7 separate regions of the Mus musculus genome follow, and regions 1, 2, 3, 5, 6 and 7 are each linked to region 4. Evidence: chromatin loops called from intact Hi-C (ENCODE). Cell type or tissue: heart. All regions are shown on one strand.

What was found. Hi-C counts contacts between places; a loop is a spot of excess contacts. Peaks named below come from ENCODE experiments on the same cell type or tissue, not always from the same donor. Only the 100,000 strongest peaks of a DNase experiment are listed, where the experiment ranks them.
Region 1: a loop joins it to region 4, with 1.9 times the contacts of the local background. A loop is called at or near these places in 2 of 42 quality-filtered maps.
Region 2: a loop joins it to region 4, with 2.2 times the contacts of the local background. A loop is called at or near these places in 5 of 42 quality-filtered maps.
Region 3: it touches region 4 in a loop (2.1-fold over the local background); 7 of 42 quality-filtered maps call a loop at or near these places.
Region 5: it touches region 4 in a loop (2.1-fold over the local background); 6 of 42 quality-filtered maps call a loop at or near these places.
Region 6: a loop joins it to region 4, with 1.9 times the contacts of the local background. A loop is called at or near these places in 2 of 42 quality-filtered maps.
Region 7: a loop joins it to region 4, with 3 times the contacts of the local background. A loop is called at or near these places in 4 of 42 quality-filtered maps.

The regions. Positions count from the first base shown.
Region 1 is chr1:151,844,777-151,848,776 of GRCm38, reverse strand. No RefSeq gene overlaps it. Among named protein-coding and RNA genes, the nearest start is that of Edem3, 91 kb to the right of the region's middle. In heart, a CTCF peak has its summit at 2,216 (motif pointing left); no DNase peak of the experiment used is centred here.
Region 2 is chr1:151,972,676-151,976,675 of GRCm38, reverse strand. The region is part of intron 3 of 1700025G04Rik (RIKEN cDNA 1700025G04 gene); the gene reads left to right. Among named protein-coding and RNA genes, the nearest start is that of 1700025G04Rik, 120 kb to the left of the region's middle. In heart, a CTCF peak has its summit at 1,665; a DNase peak (open chromatin) is centred at 1,585.
Region 3 is chr1:152,017,589-152,021,588 of GRCm38, reverse strand. The region is part of intron 1 of 1700025G04Rik (RIKEN cDNA 1700025G04 gene); the gene reads left to right. Among named protein-coding and RNA genes, the nearest start is that of 1700025G04Rik, 71 kb to the left of the region's middle. In heart, a CTCF peak has its summit at 2,143; no DNase peak of the experiment used is centred here.
Region 4 is chr1:152,082,704-152,086,703 of GRCm38, reverse strand. The region is part of intron 1 of 1700025G04Rik (RIKEN cDNA 1700025G04 gene); the gene reads left to right. Among named protein-coding and RNA genes, the nearest start is that of 1700025G04Rik, 5.6 kb to the left of the region's middle. In heart, a CTCF peak has its summit at 1,570; a DNase peak (open chromatin) is centred at 1,553; H3K4me3 peaks cover 777 bases; H3K27ac peaks cover 614 bases.
Region 5 is chr1:152,217,539-152,221,538 of GRCm38, reverse strand. The region is part of intron 7 of Gm36920 (a long non-coding RNA gene); the gene reads left to right. Among named protein-coding and RNA genes, the nearest start is that of Gm36920, 70 kb to the left of the region's middle. In heart, a CTCF peak has its summit at 2,135; no DNase peak of the experiment used is centred here.
Region 6 is chr1:151,924,585-151,928,584 of GRCm38, reverse strand. The region is part of intron 3 of 1700025G04Rik (RIKEN cDNA 1700025G04 gene); the gene reads left to right. Among named protein-coding and RNA genes, the nearest start is that of 1700025G04Rik, 160 kb to the left of the region's middle. In heart, a CTCF peak has its summit at 2,197; no DNase peak of the experiment used is centred here.
Region 7 is chr1:152,138,118-152,142,117 of GRCm38, reverse strand. No RefSeq gene overlaps it. Among named protein-coding and RNA genes, the nearest start is that of 1700025G04Rik, 50 kb to the right of the region's middle. In heart, no CTCF peak of the experiment used is centred here; DNase peaks (open chromatin) are centred at 1,697 and 2,457.

The DNA.
Region 1 (4,000 bases), 240 kb after region 4:
AAGGCAACTCTTATAAAGTTCAACATTCAATTAAGGCTGACTTACAGGTTCAGAGGTTCAGTCCATTATTATCATGGCAGGAAGCATGGCAGGCTGCAGGCAGGCGTGGTGCTGGAGGAACTGAGAGTTCTACTTCTCATTCTGAAGGCAAACAGAAGATAGTCTCTCAGGCAGCTAGGGGGAGAGTCTCAATTAAATTACAGCAATACACTTCATCCAACAAGGCTACACCTCCTAATAGTGCCACTCCCTGGGCCAAGCATATTCAAATCACCACAGTGTATGTATATGTACTAATATGTGTGTGTGTGTGTGTAATCCTGAAGTCACCACCAGATGTCCTTCTTTTTTATTTTGTAAGTGTTTTGCCTCCATGTGTGGCTATGTACCACACATGTGCCTGGTGCCCCCCAAGGTCAGAGGAAGGTACTGGAGTCCCTGGAACTGGAGTTACAGACAACTGTGAGCCACCGTGTAGGTTCTGAGAACCAAACTCCAGTTCTCTGTGGTAACAAAAAGTTCCTTAACCACTGAGCCATCTTTCCAGCCACCTGAGTGTCTTTCTTGATTGCTTCTCAGCTTGTCCTTTGAGACTGGGTCTCTCGCTGACTCCAGCACTCACTGATTGGCTAGACTCGCTGGCCAGAGAACTCCAGGGATTCTTTGCCCCATCCTATGCTAAGGTTACAAACACACACAAACATGCTTGGATCCTTTATGTTGATCTAAATACAGGGCTAGCTATATATATATATTTTAAGTGCAGGCACTTTACCCACTGAGCCATCTACCTAACCCAAAAAATACTGGAAGATATATTGATTATATTCATTTATTTCGAGGGTGCATGCTATAGCATGCATGGAAGTCAGAGAACAATTTTCAGGAGGTAGGTGTCTCCTTCCACCATGTGGGATCTGGGAATTTAACTCTGATCATTAGGCTTGGTGCTAAGTCATCTCCCTAGCCAAGAAAATACATACATACATATATATATATTGTCTTCTTTACGGAGACATAGACTTTTTTTCATGCATTACTCACTGTGCAATGCGGTATAACAGCTATTATTTGCATTCACATTGTATTAGACGTAATCTAGAGTTATTCCAAAGTACAAGTGAGGCTATGTGTAGGCTGCATGCAAGTACTACAACATTTTATAGAAAAGACTTGAATTGCCATGAAGAGTGAAGTACTGAATTTTAAGAGCAGGATAACAACCTACATAATGAGATCAAGTCTGCAAAGTGGCAAACACACCGATGAATCACGTAAGTAAATGGAAGAAAAAGCTAACAATGGTCACTTTTGAACCGTGGCAAATGGACATTTTTTTCCCAGTTTCTTTTTGACAATTATCTTTATTTTTTTATAGGTAACACTGATATTACCCATAAAATGTGTATTACTGTTATAATAAGAAAACAGTATATTCTTTTCATTTAGAAAGTATAAAGATAAAAACAAAACCCATACCCATTCAGATTCAACTATTGTTTTAATATATGTTTCTGGAAAATATTTAATTTAAAATAAATAGCAACTGTAGCATGGACTCTGAACACCCACCCACACACACACACACACACACACACACACACACACACATACCTTAGTCCTGAGTCAGGTCTACCCAAAGCCCCTGGGTGCCAAAGGCAGGGATGGAAACCACCCCATGCTTTTCTATGCACTGTTCATGTGTTCATTACCTCTAGTTCTCTCAAAAGTCCTTTCAGCAGCACGTGACTGGCCCAGTTTTAGAGCACCAAGAAACATGTAAGGACCAGTGCTGTCGCCACACTAAGCATTTTGTTTGTTTGTTTGTTTTCATTTTTATCTAATGACTAAAACCTGAGCTTTCCTTAAAACTAAGCTGTGGGCCAAGGGGTGTGTCCAGAAGCAAGGAGTTGAACTAACTGTCCATTTCTTGCCAGATGGAGATGAATATTTTTACCTCATTTTTTCTTAAAGGGCTGCTGTGAGCATTGCATGGCACAGTAAGGGGAAAACCTTCACACAATGCCAGGGAACAAGTTAATGACACTTGGAGCAGAGCTGAGACGTGGACATGAATCTATATGGATTCTAAAATCCATGTGCTGCACCCAAATCTCCACTATGTCAGGATGCATGCTCGCTCCCTCTGCCCTCTGCCCTCAGGGCACCTGCGCCCCCAGCAGGCAGATTCAGGCATTCCCAGGGCGGCAGCTGTGGTCCCCCGCTGGGCGCTGGAGAGATCAGGTCCTTCTGTTTGGCAGGTAACTGGAGCCTCAACCCTGTTCCTTAATTCCAGAGACTGCAGGAATAACAAAATACATGGTTTCAGCTGCAAGCCGTCCTGGGGATTTCTTGATGCTGCATACGGCAGGTAGATGGCTTCCCTTAGCATCCGAAAGATGCCATTAAACGGGCTGGGGACAATCGGTAGAAGATCCTTTGGAGCTTCCGTGTGCTTTCTCATGCCTGGGTCCATGGGCTGGAGCACAGCTAGCCCCTGAAGGTGTGGGTGGTAGAGCCCGTGCTGTTCTCTCCCTTTGGGCGGAACCTTATCCTGCAGTGGGGCTGGGAGGGTCACGCTGTGCCTTTAGAGCATGCAGATCTTCCTCCACATTGCAGCTGGGGCACCAGGCCGCCCACAGGAGACAGGTGGCCCAGCTCTGTGCTAAGCCTCTCTAGGCTCAGGGAGAGCTGTGGTTTCTCTCCCCCACTGTGTACCCTATTTAGTATACTCATGCTCTAAGTGACAGTCACCCAGAGTCCCCGAAGCGTAATTGTCAAGGATGAAAATTTATGGAGAGAGGAAAAAAAACGGGACTCCTGTTCCATCTCCTAGCCTCACTCACCCACAGTTATAACCTTCCTACCACACTTCTCGTGGAAGGATTCTTTCCCCACACAGCAAGGTGAATAAAAATCTCTGCCATATGAGGTACGTTGTGAGGTGGATAGAAATGAAACGTCTGATCTATGTAGTTTGCATTTACAGCTGGCTTCTAATGGGATGAAGAAAAATGGAGCCGTTTAATGGCGGTATTTTATGTCTAAGGGTAACTGAAATGCCAGAAGGGAAGACGGTGAGGAGACAAGACTGGTAGATGATGAACATGCCTCGGGGCCCTCCCGAGGTGTCAGGCACTGGGTTAGGTGTCTTCTGTGTGTTCGTTCTCTTGTTTTATATAAGAGACTACTCAGCTCAAAGGCAGGCAGCTCGCAGGCACATTAAAGAAAAAGAAACGTTCAGGACTGGAACGCCTGCTGTGTCAAGACACCTAATTAGAAAACAGTATCACATGAATTAGTAAGGAGGCCTCCTGTTGCACGGAAGAGTGAAAATAAACGTGTCACCAAAGGAATCACGGAGCCAAGCATGTTATCAAGATGATGCAGCGGGCAGAAGTCTGTGGGGAACTGGGCATGCGCTACACCTGCGTATAATGCTGAACAATAAGCCTTCCGGACACACTTGCTAGATCAATAAGGGAATCCATTACCATCAGAGACCTCCATTCTCTTGAACCTAATTGTCCCGAGGCAACCCCAAAGCAGCAAAAGAAAGCACTTTGACAACAACAAAATTTAACAGCTTTTATTTATTTTCTTTAACTAAATAACTAAGTTATTTAATTAGTAAGAACTGACAACTTTAATCAACAACAAAAGATAGAGATTCTTGGAAGGGAAGAAAGTTCTTCGGTGCAGGGAGACAAGATCTAATCACCTATGTAGCCCAGGCTAGTCTGGAATTTAACAGCCCTCCTGCCTCAGCTTCTCAAATGCTGGGATTACAGCCCTGTGTTACCATGGCCAGCAAGTGAGAATTCTTACATAATCTCTTACATAGCAGTTTCTTTGAGTTTGTTGAGGCAGTTCACAAATGAGAATTGCAGATTATCATGAAGTCCCATCGAAGGGGACTTAGAAATCCATTGCCATCTAGCTGGAAATGTCCCTTGTTTGCTCTTCCACTCAACCACAAGCGTTGAGAACCATATCAGAA
Region 2 (4,000 bases), 110 kb after region 4:
TTTGTACAAATTACGTAAGATAGTAGCACAGTTCTGGGGAAGACTATGCCATTATTGGCCATTATTATTTTAATTTTGTGAATCCAATTTCATTACTTAGGAACATATGAGAAAGAACTGATAATATGTTCAAGGGAGATTTTTATTATTATTTTTAGCATTTAGAACTTTGGTTGAAAATTCATGTATTCAAAGGAAATGTTATAGCAGTTTTCTGGTTTTGACTACTTCACAGTCATAAGCAAGATGGTGGCGTTTTCTTCTTGTCTTTGGTAGATAGATTCCAGGGGCCGGGGGCGGGGGGGTATATAAATCAGCCAGACGGACCTTGAGAACTGTTCAGTTTCATTCCATGGGAGTTCACAGTTCTCATTGCAAATAATTTAAGCATATATTACTTTAGACTTGGCAGAATGCAACCTTTTGCCTCTGCTAGTGTCGGGAGTCCTCCTCACTGTTTAATAAAACACTGTCTTGTTTTCCTTAATTAACACTCACCATGTAGAGGCCGTCCTCCCGCGAGAGCTGTTCAGTCGCGCCACTCCGGTCTGCTTCTTGTGCTCGGTTGGAGCATGAGCTCCCAAGATTGACAAGTGTTGCACTGATCTTGATTCACCCTTTCAAGATGCCTTTGTATAAATGAGGAGATTTTCTTTTCTCTCAAATGATGCACAGCACTAACTTTTGATTTCTGTCTTGTCCTTAGAGTTGAAGGATGCCTTTGACTTGGGCGAGTCATTGGGAATGGGAGTGTCTGAACTTGGAGGGACTCACTTCCTGGCTTAGGGACCTTTAGACACTGAAAAGTTCCCACAACAAAGCAAAAGAGGACACGCTTGGTCCTTTATTTACACAAGGACAATTAGTGACCTGTCTTGATGTGACCACATACACAAGAAGAAGCAGCTTGAGGGAGAGAGGGGTCATTTTGGTCACCATTCCTGGGGATAATGCCCATTCTGAAGAGGAAGGCCCTGGGCAGTCCCGGGATGACACGTGTATCCCTGATAATTGATGCAGCAGGAAGCAGAGATCAGACAGGAAGTGGAGCAGGCTGTCAAGCCTTAGGGCCTGCCCTCCAGCAACCTACCTCTTTCAATACTACTCCATCTGAGTGTTCCACAGCCTTCCAGAACAATCAAGTGACCAAACACAGGAACCCATGGAGGAGATGCCACATATAAACCAACAGCAGACTAAATACTTCCCTAGCATGTGGTTATCGCTTCAGCGTTAGACTTGGCCCAAATACATACGGCGCTTAAGTTCTACAGAGGGGAGATAACCCGCATAATGTAGTTTGACATCAGCCTGAAGATCTTCTGGATGATCATCAGCTAGAGAAGGGCAGAGTAGGTGAGGGGAGGGCTTTGGTGGCTTCCTTCTCCCCCCACCCCCGTTGGCTGTGCATAAGAGGGATAGCGGGAAAGGTGCTGTGCCTCTTTATCAATCTTGGACGTCTTCCTTTCCCCAGATGCCGGCACTTTTGTGTCACTTGAGCGGGGCACATTCAAGGTCCCACAGACTATTCTGGCACTGTGCTAATTTGTTTTCAAGTAGAACAAAAGTAGCTTAATCTCTGAGGGGGAGGGAGCTGTTGACTCAGCCTTCTGAGTGTCCCTGTGATTAGCAGAAGCCTGGCTCCCGATTTGGGAACAGCATGTTATGGGATGAAAACAGGACTCACAGGTGTTCTGTACCGTACAGTCCAGCACAGAGTTCCAGCCATCCCTGCCACGCCTAATTAAATTAAACAGTCACCTGGATCTGTTGCTGTTACTGTTATTTCGTGGCAGAGGAAAAAGTAGGTGCTAATTAATCACTTTGTCCACGACCCTGGAAGAAAACCCTGTTACCTTGGTGAACATGTAGGAAGCAAAGGGTTAGCTATGCACATCGTTACACAGACTCTACACAGAAACCAACCATTCAAACATGGCTGGGAATATGGTTGCTAGGCATTGGGTCCAGAGCCCCACGAGTGCAAGGCAGGTGCCACACCCCGGACTCCTCAAAAATGGTTTCTGAAACAACTGCAAGGCCATCGTGACAGGAAAGCACAGAAGAAAATGACTGAAGTTGTATTTCAGGTTCCACTTTCTCTTTCCCATACTGAATGCATAGCACTAACAAGGCGAGGGTGAGCCAAGTGTTTACTCCCAGAACTGTCTTCTGTCTCTTGAATAGATCCTTCTCTCAGCGAACTCAGTTCTGATGGTCAGTTGGGCACATTAGGCACACTGAAGGAACGGCAGGAACAACAAGGACAAGTGGTGACTCTCTGGAAACCCAAGGGGACACCGACGTGCACAGTGCAAGTAGAAGTAAGGGGAGTCTCTTAGTAAGGCCTCAGGAAGATGGGGTGGGGGTGGGGTCCTAGCATAGAATGGTGGGCCTTCACTTGGGATCCTAGGAGAGTCATTGTGGGCCAGTGTTGTAGCAGGGCCTTTCACAAGGCCAGCTTGTCATCAGCTGGTGACTGGAAAGATTTTGAGCAGAAGGAAATGTTGAGCCAGTCTTGGAGAAGGGGACAGGGATCATCAGTGACACATTGGGAAGTCTCTGTGACCAGTTGACGTATCATCTGGTTTGACATTTTAGCTTTTATCTTTTTTCCTTGGGTGGCACATTAGTTCCTGGTGTCCTGTAGTAACTTTATGTGCTTTAATACAGCATTTGCATCTATAGACTGAATAGGGCAGACCCTACTGGTCTAAGTTAAAGATGGAGGGTGGGGATGGCTTCTGTTCCCAGCCTTGTGGCTTTTGAAGATGCTTTCCTTGAATGGTCTTAGACGAGTCTGCTCTTGGTCTCCATCTGCCCAGCATGGACAGCCTCTGGAATAGCCCCCGACATGATAGAATAGACACAGCAATGCCTGGTTTTGATTTCTTCTCTCTTTTTCCAACTGTGACCCCGATGTTTAAGTAAAACTAGGCAGAAGCCATCTTGAAGGAGAAATTCTGTTTAGGTCATTTAGGATATTGTTTGATCTCACTCACACATGGACATTTTGTTTGCAAGTGGTTCCGTTACAACAGTGGAGTCAGGGAAATGAGTGACAGCTGAGATGACCAATGTCATCAGAGTGCTTAGAGCCATAGTTTAGTGGTGTGCTGTTTCCACAGGCTGTTCAGATTTCTCTTTTATAACCCATGTCAAGCTAAAAATAAAACCAGAGTGTATAAATTTCACTCCTCTGTTGACAAACTCATGAGGTGGCTTCACCCCAGTTTAATAATTTATGTCATGGAAGTGAGTATCCAAAGAAGCCTCATGTTTCCACAAGCTGGGCTCTAGTCAGCATCTCTCCTTCACTGTGAGAAGATAATATCTAGACTTTGTGGAGATGAAGGACTCACCAGCCTCACGGCTCTTATCTTCAAAGGGTTCTTGGTAATTCTGAAACTGTGAAGAGAACAGAGAGAGAGAGGCGGGGATGGAGGGAGGGGTTGGGAAGAGTAAATGAACAAGGCATAAAATATTCATCCTTCTCCCTCAGAAGCGGGAGGGCGTATTGCTTAGCCTGTCAGTATCATAATAGACATATGAAAATGCTGCTCCAACTGCCTGCTTCCCATGTGTGCTGGGGCTAATTGAATTTATTTACTCAGTGTTCTGTATGATAGTTGATGCCAGATTTCTTCCTTCTTTGTAAAAATACAACAATTGAGAGTGACAACCATCTCTTCCCGAACTCAGTGAGCCATCTTGGTCTTCTGGTTTGCGCCTGAATGGGTGGTTCCTTACACACTTCCCATAGCCTGGCGATTTAGGGGTTTGGTTAAGCCCAGATAAACACTTCCTTGATGGATTTTTATGTTTAAGGGAACTCGGATCAGAAGTGAGATTGGACTCTGGAGAAAGAACGAGTATGTGAAGAGGGGATTGGTCCAGAAACAAAGCAGAAAGCCCACTGTTAGAACAGAGACACTCAAGACTGCCATGACTCTGGGTCTCCATACTCTGAAGTCTTTGGCATGCAAAACATACAAGGGAC
Region 3 (4,000 bases), 65 kb after region 4:
TTTCCCTACTTGAACTCTCTATACAGCCCTATCTAGTCCCAGGGCAGCAAAGCCAGTGAATGCCCTTGGAGAAAACAGCTCCGCTGTGGACAGAAACCACTATGTTTCTCTATAGATACTTAGTCACAGATTCAATTCAAGATCATCTTGGCATGTGGTGATCAGAACAGTTAAGTGGAGATGAGTGAGAGGAAGGAGGTCACTTGGTGAGCCCCAGGTGCCAACATGTGTTCTGCTTGCTTGAGAAACCCCTGCAGTTGCAAGGTGGGTCATGGTCCCTGTGTGGCTAGTGACATCACCAACATTGTGCAGCTTCAGAGGCCACTGAATGGAAGTGGAGTTGGGTTGAGTCTGGGGATGTTGCTCAGTGGTAGAGCGCATGCTTAACTTGTGTAAATCTCTACAGTCCTACCTTAGTTACAGTTTCAACTGCGATGATAAAAACACCATGACCAAGAGCAATTGGGGAGGAAAGGGTTATTTCAATTTAAAAACTCTCAGATCGTGTTCGGCCACTCAGGGAAGTCCGGGCAGAAACTTAGAGCAGGAACCCCAAGGCAGGAACTGAAACCAAAGCCATGGGGCGTTGATTACTGGCCTGTTCCTCATGGTTTGCTCAGGTCGCTTTCTTATAGCACCCAGGGCCACCATCCCAGGGTGGCATAGCCTACAGTGAGCCAGGCCCACCACTACTGATCATTAATTGAGAAAATGCACTACAGATTGTCCTAGAGGTCATCTAGTGGGAGCATTTTCTCAGTTGAGGTTCTGTCTTCCCAGGCACGTCTACGTTTGTCCTAAGTTGACATCAAACTGGCCAGTACACTTCCATTACCAGCATATCTTCCAAAATAAGATAAAAAGAAATAAATTGGCTTAAGTGTGTGCTAATAGGAGAAACTAAGGTCAAAGATGTTGTAAATACCATTGACTATTATCTAATACTCTTTAAAAAAAAAACACTCTCTGCAGCAGAGATCAAATTAGGGCAACTACTCCTTGAAAGCATGCATCTCCCTCATTTAGCCTGGCCACCTAGGTCTGGGTTAACTTTGTTGGCAGAGCTTTCTAAATTTTCTCTACTCCTGAACCCTTTTTACTAAGAAAATCCGACGTGACTTTATAGGTTTATAGAGTAGACATTTATCAGGAATTTACTGATAGCAAATCATCAGAAAATGTTCTTTAAAACAATCCTTTGATATACACAGATTTTTACCATTTTTCGAGGTTGATGGCAGGTTTGTTTACTAATGAGATTGCCGTGATTATTTTCACTCAGAGTTAAATCTTGGCTGAATGTTTGAATGTCTTCGGCATTTTTCATATCTGATAACTGTTTTCATTTTATCATTGTTCAGAATACCATGTTATCACATGATCACGTCGTATAAAAAAGCAGAAGTATGTTTACAAGTACTTACTTTGGAAACTGTTGGAAATTCTGTTCTAATCCTAAACCAAAATTCATTTAATGAATTTTCAAACCTGTTTTGTTTTGTTTTGTTTTTTGTTTTTTGTTTCCAAGACAGGATTTCTCCCTGTAGCTTGGCTGTCCTGAAACTCACTCTGTAAACCAGGCTGGCCTGGAACTCATAGATCCACCTGCCTCTGCCTCCTGAGTGCTGGGGTTAAAGGTTTGTACCACTATCTCCCAGCTTATTTAATGATTTTTAAGTCAGCAACTCAACATCAATGTGTACAATCAAAAGTTTTAACACAGTATAGTTTGAAAAGATGCTGGTTTGATGCCCATGCATTTGAACACACACATAAACATACACACACCTACAGAAAATCTTTGTTTTCCATAAGTAAGCTGTAATGTTTCTGTAAGAGCAGAAGGCTTGATATGAGTGGTTAATAAACAAGTCAAACACTGCAGTTTATGGTCTCAGCCATGCCATTTTAGACAAAGTCCTTCTCATTGCATGGCGTGGACAGCACATATCGTACGAAGTATGTGTGTTATATGTTAAGAACCTCTATCCTTAATTGTCTGGCCCCATGTTGGGCTCTGATCCACAGTTTAAGAAGTTGTGTCTTGGGCACAACTGTCTGTCTCTAGTCATTGCTGCCTCCCAGTGATCCGTCTCATCAGCAGCCCTTCCTGCATTACAGAACAGAGCCACCAGTAGACAGGAGGCAGCTAATGTTTAAGGAGGCTGCAGGTCTGGCTGCAGCATTTCCTGTCTTGCAGATTGATGGTGTCTAGCTCTTCGGCTGATGTCATCGTGCATCTGTGTTTCAGAGTGCGTGTAACAGGGGAGGAGGCTGGTTTTAACGAAGCAAACTCATTACCCCTTGAGGGAGGAAGGGGAAGCTCCTGGCTTCCTCCTGTTTGATTTGTTGGCTTCATGGGGGGGGGGTGGGGGGGACAAATGACTGTGTCATCCTATAGGAGAATGCTACTTTCTCTTTGACATATAAATAAACAGCCTTCCACGTTTGATTTGTTCATTTATTTTACCACTGCTGGAACTGTTAGTTTTTAAAAACCATGTCATGTTACTTTATTGTATTTTGACTTTCATTTTTGGAATGGGAAGAAGAGAACCAATAAATATGTCTCTGAGTTTTATTAGGTAAGAAGTGGAGGACTCTTAACTGCAAATGACCACTAGGAACCAGAGTCCTCTAAAGTCTGATAGATGAGCCAATAAACCAAACAAATCCCAGGGAGGAGGACAGGGGCTAAATTGTTTCTGGAAATATCTTTGTCACAAGGACTCACCTTGTATCCATTCATTAAAAGAAAGCATTAAAATATCCTCTCATCTCCTGTCCCCTTTATCTGTTAGAATGCAGGTAGTAATTAGTACCTCTGCTTATTTTTGTTAAAAGCATATGTCCGGCCTGCAGGTATCCAGAATATAGAAGTGTTAGGTGTTAGCTTTCAAGAGCTTCTAGATTCTTATTAACTTGAGTGGTGCCGAGACAAAAGTGTATTTGGCAACTGGTCCTAAGTCATGTGTATTTTCCCTCTTCATGGTCCTGGTGCTCAGGTTTTTGGAACTGGCATCAAGGCTCTTGTAACCTTCTGTTTTTCCAATCTGTCTGTCATTATCAGTTTGTCATTCCCAAACCTGACCTGAGCAGTGGGTGTCCAAGCCCATGCCAGGTAGCTACTTAGATAAAGGAATGGTTTAGGTAGAAGTCTCTCACCACTCTGTTGCTAGGTTACTGAACCCTGAAGAACTGGGCCCTAAACATATCGTTTATGCTCCAAATTTGTTATTTATGGTTGCAAGCAGATGCCGTTCATAATTGGGGGAAACAATGAGATATAGAATGAATAAAATGAAATAGTTGGACACAGTACCTCAACAGATAACTACAGGTGGGTGTCTAGGACATGTTCAGCGAAGGAGACTGGTTTGAAGTTACTGTTTATGCCCAGGGAGTTGTGGGCCACCTTTGCAGAGCTGTGAAGTTCATTCAGTCATGAACTTGAATCCTGTAACCAGAGCTAGTTGATGAGGCTGCAGTCTGGTGTTCCTGGGCTAGAGTGAGATTAAACGCATCAATTTTGGATATAGGATTTAAATTTTTTTTTCATTCTTTTATTTACATTTTCCACTAAAATGTCTTCCTTATTCATATTTTAATCATATGGGAAGTTTTTAAAAAAGAAATAACCCTTATTCAGAGACAACATTTACCAAACATTTGGCCTCTTTTAAACAGCTATGGATAGTAATTTTCAGTTTTGCCTTTCATAAATGTTTCTCTTAAAGGCAAAATTACTATTGGTGTCTTATCTCTAAACACGTCTGCTTTATAACCAGCATCTAAGCTAACAAATGTTAGATTCCTACTTTTTGCAAAGATTTGCACAGGACCAGGGTCATTGAAAACACAACTGGTCCTCAAAATTTACAAATGACACCAAGAAGAAAGTTCACAGTACAAAACAACAGTATGGACGATCCCCCAAGGCTGTGCATAATTATTTCTGAAATGAGAGTTAAATGCTAACTTTAGAGAGAGAAGACCTCAA
Region 4 (4,000 bases):
TGGAGGGCTATGAGAGATGATACAGGTATGAAGACCCCACACAGTGTTCATGGTGAGTGTTCAGGGCGTCTCTGATCCTCCTTTGCTTTTAATTTATAGTATATTCGTGTGTACTGGAACACATGTACATATGTATGCAGAGGGCAGAGGGCACCTTGCAGGAGTTTTCTTCCTTCACCTTGTGGGTCCTGGGGGTCAGACTCAGGTTGTCAGTCTTGGTAGCTGGCACCCTTATCTGATGAGCCACGTCACTGACCCAAGTAGAAATAATTTTATGTTACTAATATGTTTTTAGTAAGTACATTTATTTTAAGCTATGTCATGGTGCTTTGAGCTTCACTCCATAGTGTGGGGGGAGTAAATCGTATTTAGATAGGTTCTTGATAAATTCTGAAAAGCAGATTGCAACAGACAGTACGCGCACACACACACACACACACACATATACACACACACACACACACACACGCACACGCCTTTTGTGCAAGAAGAACTGCAATAGTAAAACTGCATTTAAAAAAACAGTGACAGTTTTGACTTTTAGGGCTCATAATTCAAGAGCCTATCTGAAGTGGTGTGTAAATTATACGCATACATATTTTTAATGTATGCAGTCATTTAGCCTGACTGTCTCAGCTCTGAAGTTTAATTTTATAAGTTACAGTTGCAGTAAGAAACAACGTAACATGCTGCGGTTATGCAATTATGATGGGGGTGTTTGGGGGTAAACTGGGATAGGATAAACATGGAGACGCAGCATAGCAGTGTCTGCAGTTGCCAGGTACTAATACAAGCCCTGACTTTCCTACAAATGTGTCACTGGAAGACTGTATTTCCTTGGTCGTAAGTTGTGCTGTGCCTTACACTTGGGAAGGAGTGCAGCTTTCCCAGCCTGAATTCAAGCCACTGACCAAGCTCTGGGAAGGCAGGGCTGTCTTGCTTGTCTCAGAAACCCCTATGGCAGCTGGCACGGCGGACTACTTTGCACTTGGAAGTCACTCAAATAGTGATCAAACTGAAGGAATTAACTTAATTAGTTAAGGTCTGTAATGTGTTTAAGACCTTGGAGAAATACATTAGATGCAGACATAGTTTTTAATAAATCTGTGCGCTAGTTTATTAAGAGCAGTGTCTGATGCCTCAGGGTGGGGTTTTTGAAACATACAGGATGCTCCATTAGGTTATCAGTAATATGGTAGAGACAAGATGCTCCCTTAAATTATCTCAACCCTTGAGTTAGGGCCATCTTGATTTGGAATAGCCATGCTTTCCGTAGCTGATAAACCCTTCTCTCCTGCCACCTCATCATTTGTCTGAGTGGCTCAGCCAATACCAATACCTCTTGCCATCTCTTAGGGTGTTCTTTACATGTTTATAGTCATGGACTTTCGACTGCAGTGGTAGCAGTCCGGGGTTTCCATGCTGGCGTCTCTCTGGTGGCGAGATCCTGGGAGAGAGAGCTCTGGCATTCCCAACTCCCAGTTTATTAGGTTCACAGCTGCTTCCTCCAAAATAACCTGGAAAAAAAGCAACGTGGAGCCCTGCCCAGTTCAGTGAGCTCACTGCTGCTCCCAGCATCCTGTGGCTCTCTCAGAAATCTGTCCTCTTAGGCTGGCCTTACTTACCTCCAGTTTCTCTGCCAAGTATTCCTTTCGTTTCCTATCCTTCCTGGAGCTTTTCCATGCTTTCCTGGCCCCCTTCCCCAGATGTTCACCCACAGCCTCTCTGGCTTCTCTTCCCACTACTGTATTTATACCTGCGAGACACTGGGTTTCTTTGAGAACCGGCTGCCCTATTATCTTAACCACATCTCCCGAGCCACTTTCTCTGTGTTCCTCCCACCTACCTTCCAACGGCGGGACTTCCTGCTTCCAACCAGGCTCCTCCCCTCTGCCCTCGGGCGCCTGAGTCCTGCTCTACCCAACACCTCCTTACTCCTCCCACTCCCCCTACCCCCAATCAAGCCTCAGATCTTCCAGTACATACCTGCCTCTGCCTGTTTCACAGCCTTCTACCATCACAACAGATGTGTTTACAGCACTCGTGAACTGACAGTCAGACGCTCCATACCTCACAGGATAGATGGAATGAGAAGCACTCATTCCATCTCCAAGTTCCAAAAGTTCAGGAACTTTTGGACTTGGTTTTCACTTACCGATTCCACAGGGCGGTTGTTGATTTTGAAAACCTGCTAGGCCGTTTAGAAGTACTTAGAGCATCGCACTTCTTTGCTTCACTCTGAGGTTCCATCCTCTGCTGGATAGTAGCAAACGGAGCTACCCTGATGACGACTGTTGATTTTAAGAAAACTGACCAACAGATCTTGGGAAGCATTCTACAGCTTTCCATAAGCGCCCCAGTCAAAGGGTTTATCACGCAGCAGAATCTCCTTGCTAATCCCAGGTCGAACGGTTTCATTTCATGTTCTTTACCTCGCCTTCTCCTTTAGTTAAATAAATATTGCTATAACCCGAGCCATGTCCCCATCCCCGCTATTTTTTGTTATTTTACAGTTCTCTATGAGAGTGTGATAAGCACCTGAGACACATTTATGCCAAGCGGAGGGATCTGTAGCAAAGAGCTACATTGCTGATGTCACCTCTAAATCTGTAGGCTACTGCGTGGAAACATCTTGTCAGAGGCTTACGGACTAGAACCTGGCAAATGTCATAGAGCTCAATGGTAGGGCGCTTTTCTCGCAGGTCGGAGGTCATAGGTTTGATTCTCAGCTCCAGGAAAAAAAAAAAAAAAAGCCAAACTTGTATAAGCCATTGAACTGTTTGTTCAGGGACCGGCCATTTTAGAAAATTGGACTTGAGAAACAGCTTAGACACTGGTTGTGCATCAGGGGGACTGGGTTTAAGTAAAGTGTTTTCTCTCCGATGGCTCTCTGTTTTATTTGATGGTGGCAGATATAGCGGTGGTTTGAGTTCATCATCAAACGCATACATTCCACTTCCCTTGGTGACTTACGGCCTTTCCTGCCTAAGAAATACATTGTTTCCCCTGCAAAGGAGGGGCAGTTTTTCATACCCGTTCTCAGTAGGTGGTAAGTGAAGTGGGTCTCATAACAGCCCAAGAGGCGCTATGCACATCACAGCCGCTCCTGACAGCTTCTCTCTGAACTCTGGTGCTGTGAAGGAGAAGGACTGCATTCATTGTCTCCAGTGTGGTAAAGGTCTTGGGGTCACATGACTTCTCATAAGAAGATCTGTAGGATCTAGGTAAAGTGAGGCAGACCTGGTTCCTGTGTGCCAAGAGGTGACGTCAGTTCTGCCTGCAAGCTCTGTGGAAAGCAGTGTTCCTAGGATAGTCATGTAGCAACTCCTAGGATTAGAAGGTTGTGAGGGACGAGGCAGCATCTACCTCGTTAGATGCCGTGATGGAGGAATTCACCATCTAGGAATCTCTGGGGGCTGCAGAGCATCTCCTGAAAATCCAGTGTTCAGTTTTCTATGTTAGGGACCTAGGACTCTCTAAGACAGCTTCTCCAGAACATATCTGCTTACCTTTGTGACCTTCTCAGGCTGTCTGTGGGATGGCTTCACTCTTGCTGTTTCTCCTGAGACTAAAGAAACCCTTTCTCAAGTCTGAGTTCAGATCCTTCATGCGCCAAGGAACTGCTTCAGCTGTAAGACTAGTTTGTTCTCTACCTTCCATGTATTCCTCAAGCACATTTGTTATTCTTTCTTTTGGTTTTTAGGTTAGATACTTTTCTTTTCAGTATAGCGAATGGAACCTAAGATGTTACACTGGGCAAGCCCACCTACCACTGAGCTATATCCCCTGTCCATCATTTATGTACTTTCTTAGTCCCAGCTAAATAAATGCTCCTCTGTCCTGCCCACTGAGCCAGAAAAAATTGATTGTGTTGTGTAAGTAGCTGTTGGTTGATTGACAGCTAATAATTGATTTGAGGCTTGGATATTTTTTTTTTTAATGAAAATGGTGCTCCCATTTAAAATTCTCTTTAAATGAGGAAGTCTAGTCTGCACTGTGA
Region 5 (4,000 bases), 130 kb before region 4:
TCCAGGGGCTCATTTGTCTTTGCTTTTCCAGGGCCAGGGTCACAGATGCGTGCAGCCACACCTAGCTTCTTACATGGGTGCTGAATATTGAACTCAGGCCCTCATCCTTGCCTGGCAGGCATTTTACTACCTGAGTCATCTCTCCAGCCCCCTCTGGTGTTTTTATGGGGAAAAAAAATCTAAACTTGACACCATCACACTATAGAATCCACCGTTAGCTCAGCAAGTGAATCATGCCGAACTCAGTCAGGGGATGTTAAAGTACAGCTATTTTAATGCAGTGATTTTAATATAAAGAACTGTTAACTTGATACAGTTTTTAGCTTAGTGATTGAAAGTGTAAAAGTCGATGTCATATAGACAAAACCTGTAGGAGATAGCTGCCTCGTGTTGGTGTTTCTCTGGGGAGCGGGGGGAAATAAAGAGGCTGCTTTCTGCCAGAATTGGAGAAACTGCAGACCGGATTCAGCTGCTGGGAAAAGGGGGTGGAGAGGTACCACTGGAAGGATGCCGGCAGGCGCAGGAGACACCAGGAGCAGGAGACGCGCCAGACACTAATTGTTTAGATGGTATTAGAACAGCAGACCCGAGCTCACTCCAGGCACAGTGTGGCACAAGGTGGTCCTTTCTTCCACCTCCAGTCTTGCAGCCCCTCACTAGGGCCACTTCTGCAGGTTAGCAATGGCAGTATAGATGCAAAACTGGGGTGAACATAGATGCCAGGAAGCAAATAGGAATATAGGGCACCACAAGACTGCTCAGGCTTGAGAGGAGAGATGGGCTAGAGATAGTCCTCACTAACAGCAGACAGAAAAGAGCTCACTGGTTCCTCTTGAGATGAGCCTCCAAAGATGATGTCTGTTGACCAGGTAGACATGCTCACTGAGGAGTACATCCCATGTAGGACGAGCAGTCTAGACCAAGACGTGGAAGTGGGAAGGAGTAGGGTGCATGTTGAGACTATGGAAATAATTTGACACAGTTAGACTATGAGATGCAAGAAACAGAAGATGTGAGAAGGCATAAGAACCCTGGGCTCAGCAAGGGCTAGATCATGAAGACTAACTAGTCTGTGACAATTGAACTGTTGAGCCCTATGTCCGAAGCCACAAAGAGCGGGTGGGTAGTGTGAACAAAGTTGTGTTTTTGAAGGCTTATTTCTGACCATTGTGGAGGATCACATGGGGAGGAGCAAAGGAGACCAGTTAAGAAGCTACGAGAAAGTCCCCATCGGGCAGTGGTAACCAATACTGGAAGAAATAGTGCCAGTGGGTGAGGACACAGACTGTGCAAATGCTAATGGGGTAGAAATGAGAGATATGCTCTAGTAATATTTTTATTATAAATTCCCATTGTGGGGTTGCTTCCCACCTTAGTGGTTTATGTTCCTGAATGTGAGACACACACACACACACACACACACACACACACACACACACACACACACAGCTTTTATATTCTAATTCGCCTTAAGCAGCACAATAGCAGGGGAACGGCCTAGCCTCCATGTTGCTAGAATCTGCCTCCCACAGATAATTCTGAATTACTACTTACTAATGTCTACGTTCCATCTTGGCTGCTCTGGACCCAATTAAGCAGCCCTCTGGGCCACTCTTTCTTGGCCCCAAGCCCAGGGATCTCTCCTTGCTTCCCTACCCCGTGGCGCTCTCTCTCTCTCTCTCTCTCTCTCTCTCTCTCTCTCTCTCTCTCTCTCTGTCCCTCCTCCTCCTCCTCCTCCTCCTCCTCCTCCTCCTCCTCCCTCCCTCCCTCCCTCCCTCCCTCCCTCCCTCCCTCCCTCCCTCTCCCTCCCTCCCTCCTTCTTCCAATCTCTCTATCTCCTCTCGACACATTCTCCCAAGGTAGGGCAGGTCCCTCTCTCTCCTTCCTCCTGGTCCCAAGCCCAGGAAACCTAAAACCCCACCTCTTTCTCTCCTCAGTTATTGGCTACTGGCATCTTTATGTATTAATCAGAATTAACTGGGGGGCAGGTTCCCAGAAGCTATGTGCAGACCCTCTAGTGCAAACTGTTCTTTGGGGACCCAATCAGCATTTGTAATACAAGCTGCTACAACATACAAGTCAGGTCAGGACAAAAGGGACTGTCTATGCCATGCCTGGAGTGGGCTCCTGGAGGTGCCATTCTCCAGGCATTGGCCTTTGGGTGAGGGAGAGATAAAAAGGGCTAAATGTGTGACAGGCTTTTCAGATCTTGCAAATCAGAGACAGAACATTACCTTAAAAGGCAGCTGAGTTGTCGCTGACCTCATCTTGCATGGGACCTTAGTCTTCAGATGACATCAGTCATTGCTTTTCTCAAGAGATGTGGTTCACTGTCATGATGGAAGTCATGCTGCAGGTCCAGGGAAGAGCTCTTGGATTTGTGACTCAGACAAGAGGCAGTCCTCCTTTCTCATTTCTGTTCTCTTCCTGTGGTTCACAGGGTAACGCTCAGGTACATGATGGGAAGGAATATGGCCAATGGATTGGGGGGTGGGGAACTGGCAGATGGATAGCTTTGTCCTGCACTCATGATACACTCCTTAACTAATTTCCTTCTCATCCGGAGTCCTGCCCTGAGGAGACACTCGGGAAACGCCCTTGGAAGTTGTGCTTGAAGTGAACTCAGATCTCAGAAGATGGTGTTGCTGCAGCTCACAAGTTCCTGAAGTCTGCTGATTACAGCCTGAACTTGCCTTTCTAATGAAATATTGTCTCTATTGAGAGAGCAAGCCACACACAGGTGTCACATAGAGCTTGCGTGACAGCGGGGCTGTTCTGTTTCAGAAACTCTAGAGCATCTGTCCCTCCTTAGTAATGTCTTCTTTTTACTCCTGCAAATACTTCGATTTCATGCTTTGAATGTAAAGATGAGGGGCGGGGATTTGTGAGCATGTAGGGGGTCCATGTATATCCCAGAATCAACAGAAGGCTACTTCTGCCTATTCTTCAACCCATGACTTGTGTTTACACTTCTGTACACAGCCATTCAGCATTACTCTCTCCACAAAACCCAGCGGAAACCCACTGATCTTTCCCACCCCAACTTCCCAACTTCATAGGCATCCTCTAAGCTTCTCCAACATCAGGATCACGACTCTTCAATGCTTGGGTGTCAATAGTTCTTGGGTGTCAGATTTCTGTTTGAACAATCTGTATGACAGTGTAAACCCAGGAGGTCAGGGGTCTCTTATTTACCTGTGTACTCAGCACTTATAACAACAGGCCAGTGAGACATCACTACCCACGTTCCCCTGGGTCACGTCCCAGAGTCACCATGGATAGACTTTGTGACTCATCTATGGCCTTTGTTTACACCCAGGCCTCCTAGCTCTTAAAAATCTCACCTCAGAGCAGAAGGCCTTAAGCTAGCTGCTCCCTTTCTTTGTTTGACCTGTTTGTCTCCTTCCCACTGTGAGCTGCTCCATCCACTGTACTCTATTCACTGACCCTGCCTTCCAGCACCACAGACCCCTCAAGGTTATGCACACCCTTGGTTAACAATGTACAGGGCTTTCTGCAAAAGAAATCAGCAGGCTCAAATATCAATGTGTTTGGTCCATAAACAAGTACACACACACACACATACACACACACAATAATAATAATAAAATAACAACAATAATAATAATGATGATGATGATGATGATGTACAAGTTTGGAGATTGGTGTGGTGACTCTACAACTTCCTTTATTAGCAGAGTGGAGCTTTGTTTGATTTCTGAAATGTGTCTAAGATCGAGAGCAACTGAGTCTCAGCATTTCACACCAACAGCTACATCCCAACCTTGTTTGGTGACAGGGCAGGGTGCTGGGGGGTTCCCATAGAGCATTATTTCTTCCTTAACCAGGCCCTGAGTGTTTCTGAAGATTTGAAGATGTGTTTGAAGGATGCTATAGACATCTTGGCAAGGCTGTGCTGGTTTATTCTTCCCACTTTGGAAAGCAGCCAACACTACCAGAAGTGGAAAGCCTGCGTGGAGAGAGACTTCCTGCTTTCCTG
Region 6 (4,000 bases), 160 kb after region 4:
TTTATTTTTATTTTTTAAGGAAAAGGAGCAATGGAGAAGCAGTGGTGTGTGACTGTCCATGCATTTCTCTGGGGTGCATGAACGACACATGCATGCCCAGATGGCGTGTGATGTAATTTACCAATGCTAGCCACTATGGTTGCGCGCCCAAGTGCTTTAGTCTGTTCTGAATTCTGAAGGGCATTTTGATCCAGTTTAAATCTGCAGTGACATTTTCCTGTATTTCTATAAAAATTTCACATTTTAATGTAACTAATGGTGTTTGTTATGTACTGCGTCAGGCTGTTCAGAAGGGGAAAATTCTATCATTAATGTCCTATAATAATATGCTGCACGCATTTAGAAAAGCTAGAAATGGGTTAGTTACTAGGGCTGTCTAGAAATAATCGAGTTCTTCCCAAAGCACACTCTCCTTTCAGCATCTCCGGGCTCTACTGTATAGTAGGGTTAAGGTTGCTCGTTCTCTCTCTCTCTTTCTCTCTCTCTCTCCTGCTGAACCTGGCTTGTTTTGTGTGTCACCTTGTGTCTTGTGTCTTAGTCAGGGTTTCTATTCCTGCACAAACATCATGACCAAGAAGCAAGTTGGGGAGGAAAGGGTTTATTCAGCTTACATTTCCACATTGCTGTTCATCACCAAGGAAGTCAGGACTGGAACTCAAGCAGGTCAGAAAGCAGGAGCTGATGCAGAGGCCATGGAGGGATGTTCTTTACTGGCTTGCTTCCCCTGGCTTGCTCAGCCTGCTCTCTTATAGAACCAAGACTACCAGCCCAGAGATGGTCCCACCCACCAGGGGCCTTTCCCCCTTGATCCAAATCTCCTTCATCTTCTCATCTCGCTTTTAATGAACAGCAATGTGGAAGTCTAAGCCAGATAAACCCTGTTCTTCCCAGCTTCCTTTTTGATCATGGTGTTTGGCCGCAGCAATAAAACCCTTACTAAGATACTTTCTCATTGCTTGAGACAAGAACTCGCTCTATAGCCCTGACTGGCCTGGAACTCACGTTGCAGACCTGCCTGGTCTCAGGCATCCTCTCCTTTTGACTGCATGTGTTCTGTAACCTGTTATGGCCAAGTGAAGTGAGGACTTAACATTGATGACCTCCAGCGTGAGGAGTTTGGATGTTAAATGGATGTGGAGCCTCACAGCCTGAGTGCCCTGCACTGGCTAAGAGGCAGGAAGTAAACTTTCTTTCTGTTGATCTCCACGAGCTACCCTCTCCCTAACTGATAAAAACATCATCGGCAGAAACTGAACATAGTCCCCACGTTAGATGGCTCCCTACATGTGTATGCCTTGAAAACCCCGGAGAAGGGTCTTTTAAAATATCCTTAACTTATAATTGTCAGTAGGACTTGCTAACACTGTAGCTTGTTTCTTTTAATTACCAACATAGTGACTTAATGACTTTGTTCTAAATTTGTTGATATACAATTAAATCTGTTCCGAGCTATTTCCTGTGGCTGTTTAACTTACAAGATTGTTTTAAATGTTTCCCGTCTGCCTTTAAAAGCAACTGCATGAGAAGCACTGGAGTGCCTTAAAATCACCCTGCTTCCCCACCCCCGCCGTCACATTTGTTTGCTGCAAGATGAGATTTGTGGCAGGATTTTTCATTTATGGGGAAAGAATTGCAAAGGAGGCTGAGACGTCACATTTTCACTTCATCACCAGTAAATGACTTTAACAAAATACTAGTAAGTCTAGAAAGCTCTGTTCCTCCGTAATGACAATGGGCATTTGGGGCTTCGTGTTCGTGTTCTGATGCTGGTTGGACCACGTTTAATAGCTGCAGCTGACAGAGCGGACATGTCGATATGCCAACACGCAGTAATTCTGGGGAAGTGACTATGGTTCAGCTCATCACAAGCATGCAGAAGACAAGCTATTTAAAAAGAGATCGTGTCCTTTTCCATCTTAATATTATGTGAGAAATCAAATATTTAATGTCAAAGGAGGTGGTTTACAGACTTTGCGTTCTATGAAATACACCCTCCTGAGGGGAAATGATTATTTTGTAACTGAATATATTCCTATTTTTCAAATGTGCTTATGTACCCCAAATTTTCTTGATTATGGGACTTGGCAAAGTATTTTTTTTTTCTCCTAGTTTCCATGGGTTTTCTGAAACGAAGTGATTCAGATATGGAGGTAAACAGACGGACAGACTGACTGACAGAAGTGTGTGAAAGACACCACCTACAGGACAACCCCTTTAAGCTTTCTTGTCCGGTGTCTTGTGTCATTTCTCCCCACAGGAAGCTGTAGTAGTTCCAGGAACTAGGACTTAGCTCCAGACCTCAGTCTGACCATTGTGGTTTCTAAAGAAGGGAGAACCCCTGCGCTGGGCATTGGAAACCATAAGGGTTCCTCTCATTTAAGCCCAACTAGAAAAGAGCCCCTCACTGCTACCACTGACAGCCCAAGCAAGAGACAGGAGACAAGGAAGTGACAGAGAAAAAGAAGTCCCATCCTTCTGCATTAAAGCCCTTAGCAGGTAAATTTCTGCGAGCATCCTGAGGATGCTGCCTCCTTCAGCGTGGCGGAGGAGGGGTAAGAGAACTGTTCGGAAAGTCATTGGCCCTTCTGGGTATTTTCTCCTTCCCTTCACCCCTCTGGGAGTTGCCAGCTGGGTGGGAACGCTCTTGGCAGCTGCCTTAATACAGTTGCCTTGGCTGTCTTCAGCAACTGAGAAAGGAATGATAAGTTTACTCAGACATGACAGCATGCTCTGTTCCTAAAGAAAGAAATTATCCGAGGCAAAGGAAAACTTCGCTATTTAAATAAGCTTGTCACAACCTGACAGTAGTTTGCAAGCATTTTTTTTTTAAATGGATGCTTCTTCCAGCTGATGGAGCCATTGGCCGTGATCAAGGGTGGATGGGTGCCCTTCCGGGTCTCTATGATAATGCTGAGGTATCTGTGCAAAGCTCCAGGTAGTGTGAAGGGCACGTGGGGGAACCCGAAGTGTGAAGGCATCTTCCCTCTGAAATGAAGTGCTCAGATTTGTAAAGAATCGCCAAGGTCCCCTTTTCCAGCTGTATACTCCTAGGCCCGTGGAGCCTCTCTCTATGCAGGGTGTTCTGCGTGGATCTGGAATCTGTGTTCTAGCAAGCAAGCATCCCAGAGGGTAGTGGTGCCTGTGTGGACAGAGGAAGACCCATGGCTTCTGCCCTGTCCCCATGGTCCCCAGCTAAGGTAGGAGGGTACTTAGTTTTTAACACCGGGTTAACATTGAACTCTTTTTTTGTCTCCTAAGGGAAAGAACATCTTGGTTTTCTCTTTCTCTTCCCAATTCCATTCCTGGTACAGGTGTCTCATGGCTCTGGGCACACTGTCGGGTTAACACCTTCAGCTATGAACATGGCTCTCCATCCCTGCCGACAACCTCTTCAGCCACTTTTTGTTTCCTGTCCCATCCCCTCTAAAAATGGCAAAGCACTTTGAATCCCCTGACAGACAAACCCTGACGTACAAGTTAATTAGGTTTCTAAACAAATATAAAACTGGCTTTTCTTTGATAAATGCAGGCAACCAGTGAATATGTCAGTTCTCTGTGTGGCAAGGCACAGAATATCCTGGGGATGCATAGGAAAAAATAAAGAACAAAGTCTTATTAAAAGTCAAAATGTAATAGTAACGTTCCCAGTGAGACATCACTTCACAGCAGCTCCAATGGAAGTAATTGAGAAACTGACAGATGTTGAAGCGGGGATGTGGAGAACCTGGACCCATCATGCATTGCGGGTGGGAATGTAAATCATGCAACTCCTTTATAAAATAATGTGTTGATATGTTCAATACGGAAACAAAGCTTACTGTACAGCCCAACAGTCCCACTTCCAGGAGTCTCCCCAAGAGAAATTAAAACATACTTGTATGTACACAAGAATGCTCATGACGTTGTTCTTTATAAAGCCACAAACTGAAAACAATCTAAATTGTCCATTGAGTGATAGCTAGGTGAGCCAAAGGTGACATATTCACACACTAGGATGTTA
Region 7 (4,000 bases), 55 kb before region 4:
CGAATCACTGTCACTTGACTGAAGGTGTGCTTCTCCACGTCTTTACTTCAGTCTTTCTCTTGCTGTGTCTACTGGCTTATAAACTCCGAGCTTTTAAAAATTTTTTTTTAGTTCTCTGCTTTGTCGTTCTTATGGCTCCTCTCCAGTATCTTTCTCACCTCTTGAGTTTAATCCTAAGTCAATTTATTGTTGATATTTTTAAATATATAAAGCACTTAAGAAGATAGGGTCTCCAGTTGGCTGTTATTAGTTTTTTACTTAAACACTTGTTACTAATTTCCATATCTGTAAAACCGTGGTCTAAGAATACACTTTATATAACTTTTGTATGTTGGAACACTGTCAGCTTTTAATTTTGCTTTTTTTTAAATATGACTGCTTTCTGCAAATAGCCCACAAAATGCCTCAAAAGAAGTTGTGTTTTGTTTTGTTTTGTTTTCAGTGTATAAACTGGACTCCTGGTTTTGCAGTACATGGAAATGTGTCTGTTTTAATAGTCACAACCATTCATCTCCTCAGACAGAGCCTAATACACAGGAGGAGTATGGATGACTTCCAGACATGCTCAATCACCCTGGTGCAAGTGACAAACACTCCCACTTGTGACTTACTGCTCCATGATGACATGTCCCAGCAAAGAAAATGCCTCAAGTAGTATAAGCATGACTACATAAATTTATCAAATGACTCAATAGATTAAAAAATTCAGTATACAAAAGGAATTTACAACATCTAATAGAAATAAACACTTGACAAAAATGTTTTTGAAATAAATAGCATTGACATAGAAGTAAAATTGATAAAGATCAATCATAATAAAATACATTCCACACCATCTTGGTGCCTTGTAATGAAATTACAGAAATACAATAAAACATTTAAAACCTGTGAGCAAAGAAGTTTCCTATAAACTATACAAGAAGAGAAATTGTTTCTAAAAATCTTCTTTCTTCTCAAACTCATCTATGTTTATACACAGAGAGCTTTTGTAGGACTTAGAAGGTTGCTTCACAAATTTATATACATATACAATAAAGGTAATTGAACAACTTCAGGGCACAGTGATTTGGAAGGCTTATTTTGCTCTAAAGCTAAAGCAATCAAAAATAAGACAAAAGATGGGTGTGGTAGTCCAGGCCTTCAATTTCAGCTTCTTTTCTTTGAAATTGTATCCTCTCATTTCTACCCTTAATATCAATCAAATTTAAAGACCTCTTATTCAAGTATATTCTCCAATGTACCTGTGTACCAAGAATAGAACAGTCAATCTGACCTAAATTGGTTTTGGACATATGCACAGTAAGGCAAAATTATGTCCTCCAGTTAAATTTTAGGGAGGATCCCCCATTTATTATCTTATCCCTGTGCTTAATTATACATGCATACAATGAAATCCAGATGAATTATGGGAAGGGACATGTGCATTGGGAAAAATGAATATATTATCTGATCTATTAATCAAAATCAAGAGCTACCCTTTTGTGACCAAGACCTCTTTCTCTTGAACACCATAAAAGAAAACCCAAGAAATAATTGGGCCCTTGACCATTCTCAGTCATGTAGGCTGCTGTCAATCATCTTGACACCACACCACTCTGTATTCTGCACTACCACTTTGCTCCGGAGAAAGTTATCACACTTCTCTTGCTAATCTGAGAGGCCTTCTTTCAGTTCTCTGGATTAGAGGCCAAGAGCCTAGAAACACAAGTTCATCCCAGGCCCTGACCCTGGTAACTGTTAAAACATTTGGTTCTCTAAAGTTAGAAACAGCCTAGCGAGAATCCTGCCTTGGCAACAGTCTCCTTGACCTCGGATATAAGACTTCCTGGCTTGCCTTTCCTCACTTACAAGTTGGAGATAATCTTTGCAGGACTGTCGAATGATATGAGATGAAGCAAATGTCGATGCACACTAACTTTGACCTATCTTCCTCTTAATTTTATTATTCTACCTCTGTCTACAGGACTGCACTTTTTGAAAGCAGGATACGTGTTGATCCTCCATAACATGTAGCTGGATACAAAATGCAGAGTGGGAGCCCCAGAAGTACTTTTCATCCTGTATACTATTTTGTTGACATTAAGTGAAGAACATTACTGTCTTAAATGAGCAATGAATTCAAGTCCATTCTCATCTTTTCATTCATGTAAAAGATAAGAGTGTGACAACATATCCTATAAACAAATAAAATGTTAACATGGGATGATATTTCAAGCATGTAATAAGCTAAAGTTCTTGAATACGATTTAGGAATCTACTTAATATTAACCCCTGAAAAATTAAGATCTCCTGAATATTAACTAATATTTTAGCATAAAAATTCCAGTTTGAGAAGCAAAAGAGTTTCTGGACACATCTGAGAATCAGCCCAAGTTTATTCTGGCACCGTGCCACCAGAGGTAAGGAAATGTTCATGTGTCCCCATTGTGCAGTCACGTCTACAAAGTGACTGTTCAAGTGACCCTGTCCTATGACATGGCTAAATGTTTTTTACTTAGCCTTCCAGACACATCCAAAGTCATCCATGTGCCAGAAGCAATTTAACATATGACTCACGGAAGCTTGAGTCAAAACTCAAAGCAGATAGCAATATGTGAGAACTGTTGCTCCTAATGAAGAGACAGCAGTGCTCACAGAGAACACGTATCATACAAGATGAGGAAGAGTCAAATTGAGACACAAGGTCATTTGGGGAATAAGAAGCAAAGAAAAAGTTCAGGTCAAGTTCCTGGAAGACAAAGAGTAGAAGGGTTTGATTTAATTGAGAACTGTTTGTGGCTACACACCTCTAATTTCAGCTTACAGGAAGGATGGCAAGTTAGGAGCCAGTCAGAGCGACAGAGTGAGTTCAAGGCCATGCAACACGTCTTAGCTAGGACCTGTATCAAAATCACAAAACAAAACCATTCAATTCAAAAGGGAATTCACCATAATATTTACCAAAAAGAAACAAAGTAAATGATAATGTACTAGAGAAGAAGGTAACAGCATTTAATTTCCCTATGTGACATGAGAATAAAACTATGTGACCATGTTGGCTGTCACAAAATATAACCAGAGGTACTTGGTGGGGAAGAAAAGTCCACTTTCACCTGCATAATTTTTGCTTCTTAAATTGTCTTGCCTCTCACAGGAGACCTGATGCCCCTGCCCTAAAGCCGTTTGATCACATGAACCCACAAGGCCTCTGTCCACTGCTCTCTACTAAAGACTCTTGGCTAGACTTCATGATGGAGACTTCATCCTCTCCTCCAATAACAAATTTTCATTACACTTCAACCTTTCATCCACTTCCACCCTGAAAACGATATGATTTTGAATATTATCTAGCTTTGACAGAATTAGATGGTATATTCTTCATATGCATGTAATATTCTCTCTCCCTCTCCCTCTCCCTCTCCCTCTCCCTCTCCCTCTCCCTCTCCCTCTCCCTCTCCCTCTCCCTCTCCCTCTCCCTCTCCCTCTCCCTCTCCCTCTCCCTCTCCCTCTCCCTCTCCCTCTCCCTCTCCCTCTCCCTCTCCCTCTCCCTCTCCCTCTCCCTCTCCCTCTCCCCCTCTACTCTGTGTACCCCTGACTGTCCTGGAACTTGCTCTGTATAACAGGTTGGCCTTGAACTCTAACTCTCTCTCTCTCTCTCTCTCTCTCTCTCTCTCTCTCACACACACACACACACACACACACACACACACACACACACACAAAACCCAAAAAACAAAAAGCAAAAAATAACAACCCTTCTGCCTCTGTCTCCCGAGTGCTGGGATTAAAGGTGTAATTCCATTTTATTTGTTTGAGTATTTGTTTAAATTCCAGAGGAAATACTACAGATATATACTGCAGTTGTTGGGAAAAGATGGATTTAAGGTTTCTTTAAAGGGCATCCTGTCCCAATTCTTTCATATTCTTTTCAACAGGAAAAGGAGAGATAAAAAGAACTTGAAAGTAGATGCATCCCTAAACTCCCATCCTGCCACCGCATTATGAATCAGGGACCTTGTAT